Linked DNA regions of Homo sapiens: region 2 is linked to region 1. The links are chromatin contacts, found by Hi-C in ENCODE. All regions are on one chromosome and are shown on one strand. The core of a region is the stretch at or near the end of the contact, and the rest is flanking DNA. Distances in the headings are between cores, read along the strand shown.

The links. Hi-C counts contacts between places; a loop is a spot of excess contacts on that map. Pooled maps may share reads with other maps.
Region 2: a pooled map shows a loop between it and region 1 (2.3-fold over the local background). The contact joins the enhancer-like site here to the promoter of RPS6 in region 1. A Hi-C loop is called at or near these places in 1 of 50 pooled maps.

What each region holds. Positions count from the first base shown.
Region 1 is chr9:19,377,770-19,382,042 of GRCh38, reverse strand. It overlaps RPS6 (ribosomal protein S6), which reads left to right and starts at 1,807. Exons shown (of 6, transcript NM_001010.3): 1 at 1,807-1,853; 2 at 2,425-2,556; 3 at 3,125-3,335; 4 at 3,529-3,675. The coding sequence starts at 1,848. RefSeq lists an enhancer at 1,293-2,492.
Region 2 is chr9:19,491,841-19,496,321 of GRCh38, reverse strand. The region is part of intron 4 of LOC105375988 (a long non-coding RNA gene); the gene reads right to left. Among named protein-coding and RNA genes, the nearest start is that of MAP1LC3BP1, 31 kb to the right of the region's middle. RefSeq lists an enhancer at 2,816-3,339. Within about 2 kb of position 3,026, at least 13 of the 41 ENCODE cell types and tissues checked have a DNase peak (open chromatin) inside an H3K27ac peak, as active enhancers do.

The DNA of each region.
Region 1 (4,273 bases), core at 558-3,057:
AAAGGAAAAACAAACAAAAAAAACTAGCCCATAGTTCTAGACTTTCTCTTTGCCTCACATTAATTTACTCCCACTACTTCAATAAAAATAACAGGGGGAGCTAAGAGCTTGTACAGACTTTTCTCTAAAGAAGATATACAAATGGCCAACAAACACATTAAAACATGCTCAACATCATTAGTCATTAGGGAAATGCAAATCAAAACCACAATGAGTCTCAGCTACTCCAGAGGCTGAGACAGGAGGATGCTGGAGGCCAAGAGTTCCAGACCAACAGGATCTCACTTTGAGCAACAAAGCGAGACCCTGTCCCTACAATAAATTTTTAAAAAATTAAAAAAATAACAAGTGTTGGCCATGATTTTGATAAAGTGCGGTCCTCATACATTGCCGGTGGGAATGTAAAATGGTTCAGCTGCTTTGGAATACAGTTTCAGTTTCTCCCTGAGTTGAGAATAGAACTACTATATGACCCAGCAATTTCACTCTTAGGTATATACCTAAAATAATTTAAAACAAGTACTCAAACATAGAAGAACTATTTACAGTAGTTAAAAGGCAGAAACAACCCAAATGTCTATTTATGGAGGAATGGATAAACAAACTGCAGTCTATATCTACACTAGAATATTGAGCCATAAAAGCAGTGAAGTACTGATACATGCTACGACTCAAAAGATTAGAAGACAGATACAAAAGGTCAATATTGTATGATTCCATTTTTATGAAGTAGGTACATCCACTGAGACAGAACACAGATTGGTGGTTGCCAGGCCTGGTCGAAATGGGGAAGGGGCAGCAACTGCTTTAACAGGGTACAGGGTTTTCTTTTAGGATGATGAAAATGTTTTGGAACTGTATCGATAGAGATGGTGGTTGTACAGCATTGTGAATGTACTAAATGCCACTGAATTGTTCACTTTAAAATGACTAGTTATGTCAATTTCACCTCAACAAAAAAATGACACACAGTACTCAGATTTTAAAAAGCATCATTTCACCAAGATTCCATGAATTAATGTGAGATGATCAAAGAGGATTCAGTAGAATCGTTCAACTTCGAATGTAAAACAGTCCTAAACTCAAACCTTTGTGACACTAAAGTGGGGAGATGGTATGTGATAGTTTTAGATAGTAAAAATTATTCTTGTTTACTTGGTCTCGAACTCGAACTTTTTTGAGGCGGAGTCTCTCTCTGTCGCCTGGGCTGCAGTGCAGTGGTGCGATCTGGACTCATTGCAACCTCCGCCTCTTGGGCTCAAGCGATTGTCGTGCCTCAGCCTCCCTAGTAACTGGGACTACAGTCGCCCCCCACCACGCCTGGCTATTTTACCTATTTTTGGCTATTTTACCTATTTTTATTAGAGACGGAGTTTCGCCATGTTGGCCAGGCTGGTCTCGAACTCCTGACCTAAGATGATCCGCCCGCCTCGGCCTCCCAAAGTGCTGGGATTACAGGCGTGAGCCACCGCGCCCGGCCTTGCCCTCCTATTTTGGTACCGTCAGATGCAAAGTGCCTGGGACAGAAGTGGGGCTCCGCTGGCGCCCAGCTCCAAAACCCAGGCAGCGTGGAAAAGACTAGACAGGGAAGGGGTTAGCCCTCAGAATTACACGCGGGTTTGCCTTACCAGACTACCACCACTGGCACAACCTCAGACCCACACCCAACCGACTTTACCTCCCAGGCCCTGATTAATCTCGCCCGGAAGTACCGCCCACCCATGCTCACTTCCGCTATCCCGTACTTCTGCTCATCTCGCGAGAACTGAAAGCGCCTATGTGACCTGCGCTAAGCGGAAGTTGGCCCTCTTTTCCGTGGCGCCTCGGAGGCGTTCAGCTGCTTCAAGATGAAGGTAGGTGATGGTGGCGAGTGTTAGACTGGGTTTGGGGAACGTGAATCGAGTCCCAGAACGCGGCATTGCCTCAGTTCCAGCACTCCAGGATCCTGGCTTTAGGTGGAGAAGGGTCTCAAGTAGGAGAAGGCTCGCCTTTCTGGGGCATGGAGCTTTTTGGCCGAACGGATGGCAGGCGATTGCGGCTGGAGCCGCGGCGGGCCGGGAGCGCCATGGTGGCGTCCCCGCGCCCAGCCGGGACGGATGCGGCGTGTTGCCCAGTTTGCGGCAGGCCTGTGGTGCGGCTCTTGACCCCGGCTTTCTTGCTTCGGGAGGGTGAACGGCTGCGGAGTGCCCTCGCCCCCAGAGTCATTCCGCGGGGCTTGAGGGGAAAACGTCCTGCTGAGTGCGGCGCTTCTTGACTGCTACTCTGCTTTCACGTGCTTTTAGTGAGTACAGTCGGCATCTTATATTTCCTGCTTGTGTGGAGGCAACATGAAAGGCTTTTTGCAGTGGAATTAACTTTGTAGATGGCTCTACAATTACCTGTATAGATAGTTTCGTAAACTATTTCCCCCCTTTTAATCCTTAGCTGAACATCTCCTTCCCAGCCACTGGCTGCCAGAAACTCATTGAAGTGGACGATGAACGCAAACTTCGTACTTTCTATGAGAAGCGTATGGCCACAGAAGTTGCTGCTGACGCTCTGGGTGAAGAATGGAAGGTAAAAGTTGACAAATTGTTGCAGGTATTTAAGTCAGAGACGGTAAACGCCATTGGTAACTGGTATTTGGAATGGGGTTCAGACTCCGGGTTCTGGCTTCTGACCTTTGGTAAGTTGCTTCCGAATGCCACTTTATAAAGTTAGAGGTATTACCTTGGAGGGGGGGACGTAGAGTAAGCCATAAAATATACGTAAAGTTTACATCAACATAATTCTTGCCCTGCATCATGCATTTGGCAATATGTCACATAGCTGTCCTCATAATCCCCAAAGTGCCAAAAAGGGTTGTATCTGATTTGTTTGTTGCTGTTTGATATTTTATCTTCTTAGTGCTGTTATCTCTAATAAAACATCGGTTAGAAATGCGACTTGAAAGACATTTGATAATTGAACTTGACAAGTTGGGAATATAGACAAAACTCACTGAACAGAGAAAACGTGCTTAAGTTCAAATTGGTTTTCATAATTATACTTTCTCATATAGGTGTGTTCACAGAGGTCACAATCCTGTACTGTATAATTTTGGAATAGAAATAGTAAATGTGTCATTCATTGTATGCTCTTGCAGGGTTATGTGGTCCGAATCAGTGGTGGGAACGACAAACAAGGTTTCCCCATGAAGCAGGGTGTCTTGACCCATGGCCGTGTCCGCCTGCTACTGAGTAAGGGGCATTCCTGTTACAGACCAAGGAGAACTGGAGAAAGAAAGAGAAAATCAGTTCGTGGTTGCATTGTGGATGCAAATCTGAGCGTTCTCAACTTGGTTATTGTAAAAAAAGGTGAGGGTTACTTGTGTTCAATTTTCGTTGAAATTGATTTAAAGCCAGTTGTCCAAATGCTTATTCATTTGCAGTATCCAGACTTACAGACCAATGGATTTGTTTCTCTACCATCAATTCAACATTAAACATTCTGATTTAGGATTCTTAAGGAAGTTGTTGAATTAAAATCTCTTCAACTGTTTCTTCTAAGGAGAGAAGGATATTCCTGGACTGACTGATACTACAGTGCCTCGCCGCCTGGGCCCCAAAAGAGCTAGCAGAATCCGCAAACTTTTCAATCTCTCTAAAGAAGATGATGTCCGCCAGTATGTTGTAAGAAAGCCCTTAAATAAAGAAGGTAGGAGGGATTATGCAATTAGGGCTTGCTTAATTTTGGTAATTTGTCTATCATTTTGTGTGCATATCAGAAGATAAATATGTGCCTTTGGAAGGCCTTAGCACTATTCACTTGGAGTTTTTACAGAAAATATTTGGGGGTGGCCAGCATACCCAGTTGGTGTTAATCCTTGCTTATTATATCCAGTGCCTTGTAGAGTGCAGTAATTTCGTTGAAAATCTGCTTGTGAATCTTTGATGTATACATTATCCAAAAATAACCTGACTTTAAGGTCATTGCTATCTGGTTTAGGAGTCACATGTTTGAGAATTCTGGGACTATTAGCACCACACACTTTGTAATTTTATATCAGATGTTCTAAATTATTAATATTTTTTAAGAGATGAGGTCACACTGTTGCCCAGGCTGGTCTTGAACCCTTGAGCTCAAGTGATGCTCCCACTTTGGCTTCCCAAAGTGCTGGGATTATGGGCGTGAGCCACCACACCCAGCCCAAAATTATTTTTTGGCTTACAAAAGAAGTTGCTTTAAACTTCTGTTTCATCTGTAGGATATGGATAACAATAGTTAAGAGTTGTGAGAATTAGAAGTTAGAGAC
Region 2 (4,481 bases), core at 1,777-4,276, 110 kb before region 1:
CTCGAGTTTCTCCAAGTGATCGTGCAGAATGCCCTGTGTTCATTCACGCATTCAACAACAGGGATTCAACACGTGTGATGTGCCAGATACAGGGCTTAACACTGTGGCACCAGGGAACATAAGTCTCAGTCCCTGTTCTCAACCACTTCACTGTCCACAGAGGAAGACAAAATAGTGTTAGCTTGATGCAAAAGTAATTGCTGTTTTTGCCATTGAAAGTAAGGGCAAGACCAGGCCAAGCACGGTGGCTCACACCTGTAATCTCAGCATTTTGGGAGGCTGAGGCAGGTGGATTACCTGAGGTCAGGAGTTCTAAGTGGTGGATTTTTTAAATGTGATGTTTGGGAGAACAACATTGAGCATAGCTGAAAATGTAGGGACTCCTGGGAAGTGGAGAGATGTCAGCACCAGATTGCAGAGGACCTGTTCTAATCCAGGGAGTAGCATGGACCCTATCCTGCCACCAGATGTCATTCACCAGCTTGTGGCATGGTCACATTGGGACTTAAGAGAGCCTTCTGCACATACTGAAAAGAAATGGCTTGGATTTGCTTCCAAGTAATCTAGGTGTATGGAAGAAACCAGGTGGGCTGTAAGTTAATCGTTGAGGCTGGATGATGGCTACTCAGGAGTCGATTATGCTATTCTGTTTCTACATGATTGACATTTTCTATTATAAACAATTATCTTAAAACGGTAGTACAGAGAAAGCTCTCAGGAACTGTCACTCTCAACTGTTATCAACCATTTGCACCTCAGTGTGAAAGGAGGAAAGTTCTGATGGGAAAGAAAGACTTAGGGGATGCCTGGCGTGAGAGACCAGAGAAGTAGAACCCAGGAGGGAAAAGGCAGTCAACAGAGAGGCACAGGCATTCCAACACCAGTCAGCCTCCCTCCCTCCTGCCCGCTGCCACAGCGCCCCCACCAGTTGCTCTCCCACCTGGACACTTGTGGCTGATACAGGCTGCATGATACATGCTGCGTGGAGGGTAAACACACCTGATAGCAATAACATAAGCAGACCCTGAGGATGACCCTGTATGGCAGACACATCTGAATGTGTGTTTCAAGCTAAGGAATCCGGCATGGCCAACCTGGAGATTCATACCTTATCAGTGATGAACATCCGAGCCCCCCACCCATCCCATGGAATGCGGGCCATACAAGGGATTGAGGCCCTGAGTTTTGGGCTAAACAAAGGTTGCCAGGTGGAGGTCATTAAGGGGAGGGTGTTAGGTGAAAACGCTATTTAAACTGCACACTGTTTGCAAGCAGTTACGGTTTTCCTGCCCAGCCTGCTGCCACTGGACTGTTTGTAAGGTGGCTATCTTGTCCAGCACACCACCACTGGACTCTCTCCCCTGTATGTGAGCCCCTAATAAAACCCCCACATTGGCCGGGCATGGTGGCTCATGCCTGTAATCTCAGTACTTTGAGAGGCCAAGGCAGGAGGGATCACCGGAGGTCAGGAGTTCAAGACCAGCCTGGCCAGCATGGTAAAACCCTGTCTCTACTAAAAATACAAAAATTAGCTGGGTGTGGTGGCACGTGCCTGTAATCCCAGCTACTTGGGAGACTGAGGCAGGAGAATCGCTTGAACCCAGGAGGCGGAGGTTGCAGTGAGCCAAGACCACACCACTGCACTCCAGCCTGGGTGACAGAGAAAGACTCCATCTCCAAAAAAAACACCATGTCTCCTTTGCTGGCTCTGAGTCTCTTCTTCAGCCTCCTGAACCTAGTGCCTTCCCTATTGAGGTTAATAGGGGTTTGGCACAACACAAGGCCAGGCCACTTCTGCCCTGACCCCCTGGATTTGATCTAGTTTTTTTTCCTGGGGCCACTGCTGACTTCTTCCCCACAAAGGATGCCCAGGTGGCTGCAGGACTTCCTGAGCCCACTTTACCATCCTGATGACTTGAGTCTTTTCTGAACTGAGCCATTTTGTCTGGGGTCTTGGATCTAAGATGTGTCTAAGATCTTGTGCCATCTCCTTAAGGAGAAAGGGTTCACTCCGGGACAAGAGTAGGGTTACACTAGGAGGGTTCCAAACCAAATGAACTCCTGAGACCACTGCAGAGTGGCTCCTCAACCAGGAGGTTCAGAGAACTTCCTTCCCTGTGAGCCTCAGGAGAAGAAATTGTCAGGAGTTATCGCTCACTTGTGACAGAACAGGTGCTGTCTGACAGGAAGAAGATAAATTGAAACCCGTGTGTGCAACTGAGAGAGTATGAGTGAGTTCATGCAGGAAAGACAGCACTAGACCAGGAAAAATACTCCTCAGAAAATCCATTACATCCACAAGCATGTGGGCCAAGTCAAGGGGTGTCTATTGAAAGAAAGGAAACTGTTCTTGTTTTAAGGCAACATTAAATCCAAAGATCCTGGGCTGTTCAGACAGGGAGTTAAGGGGGACTCCTTCCTGCATCTCCATGTTGAATGGGGCAGAGGGAATGGGAATATGGTTACTGAGCTGCCAAAATAGAACCATCTTCCCTCCTCATCGGAACTTTGCCTGACAACCTTCTCCGCTCGGGTTCTTTACTCCGCTTTTTCTGTTGGGGTTGCGAAAGGGAGAATCATAATCTTCCTATCAGCTGCTTTGACATCTGCCGTAGTTTGGCAGGAACTAATCTAATGACGAGAGACTGACTCAGATTCTTTCTGGGAAGAGGCATTTTGGGGACAAGAAAGCAAAAGAGGATATGTGCGAGCAAAGCCCCAGAAGTCGGCAGCGAGAACAGGCTTCCCAGACAGCCACCTCCCACAGTCACTGGGCATTGCCAGGTGGCCAGGCTGTGGGGTGGGGGCAGTCCCCTCAGCCACGCTGAAAGCAGGTGGGCGTCCAGCCAACACCGCTGCTACACCCCAGGCCGCCTTCCTGAGCACCAGTTGCCGAGGCAACCGGGGTACTTTGCAAATATCTTTTTTAGATGTGACTTCCAGAAAAAAAGGGCAAGGTGACAAGAGGGATGGAAGGAACAGAGAGATACCAGGCTGACGCTTGACACTGAAAATGCAGCCAGAAGTTCTTGGTGCTGCTGCCCTCTACAGGCAAAATCGTAGATTACGACGCTCACCCACCAAAAATGCCCTGAAAATGAAATGTCTCACTTTCCCACCAAGTAGCCTGGGAGTAACAAAACAGGAGCAGGGATAGGGAAGGCCCAGGGGTCCAGCTACAGCCATGGTATCACCAGAAAGGGAAGAGACAATTTGAGAAACACTAGGTCAAAAGTCAAATGTTGCCAGTTCTGGAAATTGCTTGGTAATAATGTGATTGTACATACAAATGCAAAAGCAGGCACTGAAATCTACATGCTGCAGTTGGCTTGGAGACCGTCATCTATGCCATTCATGCACTGCCAGTTTTGTGGGGAACCTGGTGGTAAACCACTGGTAGACCACCTGCTTCTGGCTGGGAATTTTGTATGTAGCAGAGCAGCTCCCTCGCCGTCCTCTATTGTAAGTCAGCACTTCTTGATACAAGGGTTTGTAAAAAGAAAAAAAAAAATGAAGGAAACAAAGATAATCTATAATCCACAATCGGGGTGAATCTTTTCTATTTTGACAATGAAATCACAATTATAACAATGTTATAAGGAATTCTCATGCCCTCAAGAACGTGCTGGGTATCCTCTGTGTAAAGCAAGGATACAATTTAATCTTTGCTTATAAAAATGCTCCAGCTTCCATGACTCAGGTACACTGCAGACCGCCACCAGGAGTAGCAGCACCTGGGAATGCATACACAAATTCCCAGGCCCCACATCAGACCTGCAGACCCTGAAACTCTGGGGGTGGAGCCCAGAAATCCGTGCTTTGACAAGCCCTCCAGGTGATTCTGATGTCCACTAAAATTTGAGAACTAATGATTTATGTAACAATTATTCATTTGAAACTCCAAATATTACTCATTTCAACACACTCATTCATTTCAGGCAGTGACTGAGAGAAGAAATGAGTTGAGATAAAGGCAAGGTGTGCAGAAGAAGCAAAGCCTATCCCCTCCCTGCCTGGGCAGGTATCACAATCTTAGAATCTCAGGATATCACAAATTCCCCTCTCTACCATTGAGGGAAAGGTGATTCCCTCTGCTCCTGGCCAGACCTTCAAGCTCAAAATGAGCTTCTAGTAATACAGGTGATCTAGGGATTAAGAGAAATAGGTTGTTTGGCAGGAGGTGCAGGACAAAGGAGGTTATTGCCAATTGAGCACTGATGCCAGAACTCTCAGAAGGACCCTGTTATGCAAGTAGAAGTACCCCATTAACAGACGCAGGAACTGAGCCCTTAGGGAAGTCAAATGACTTGCCCAAAGTCATCTCACTACTTAGAAGAAATGAGATTAGGACTAAGGCCCATGTGACAAAGAAGACCATGTCTTTCTTCTAAATTCTACTGGGCCACTCTTAGCACTGTCTAAAAGAACTGTGATAGAAATGTCCTTTGTCTGTAGCCACTAGCCACTCGTGACTATTGAAC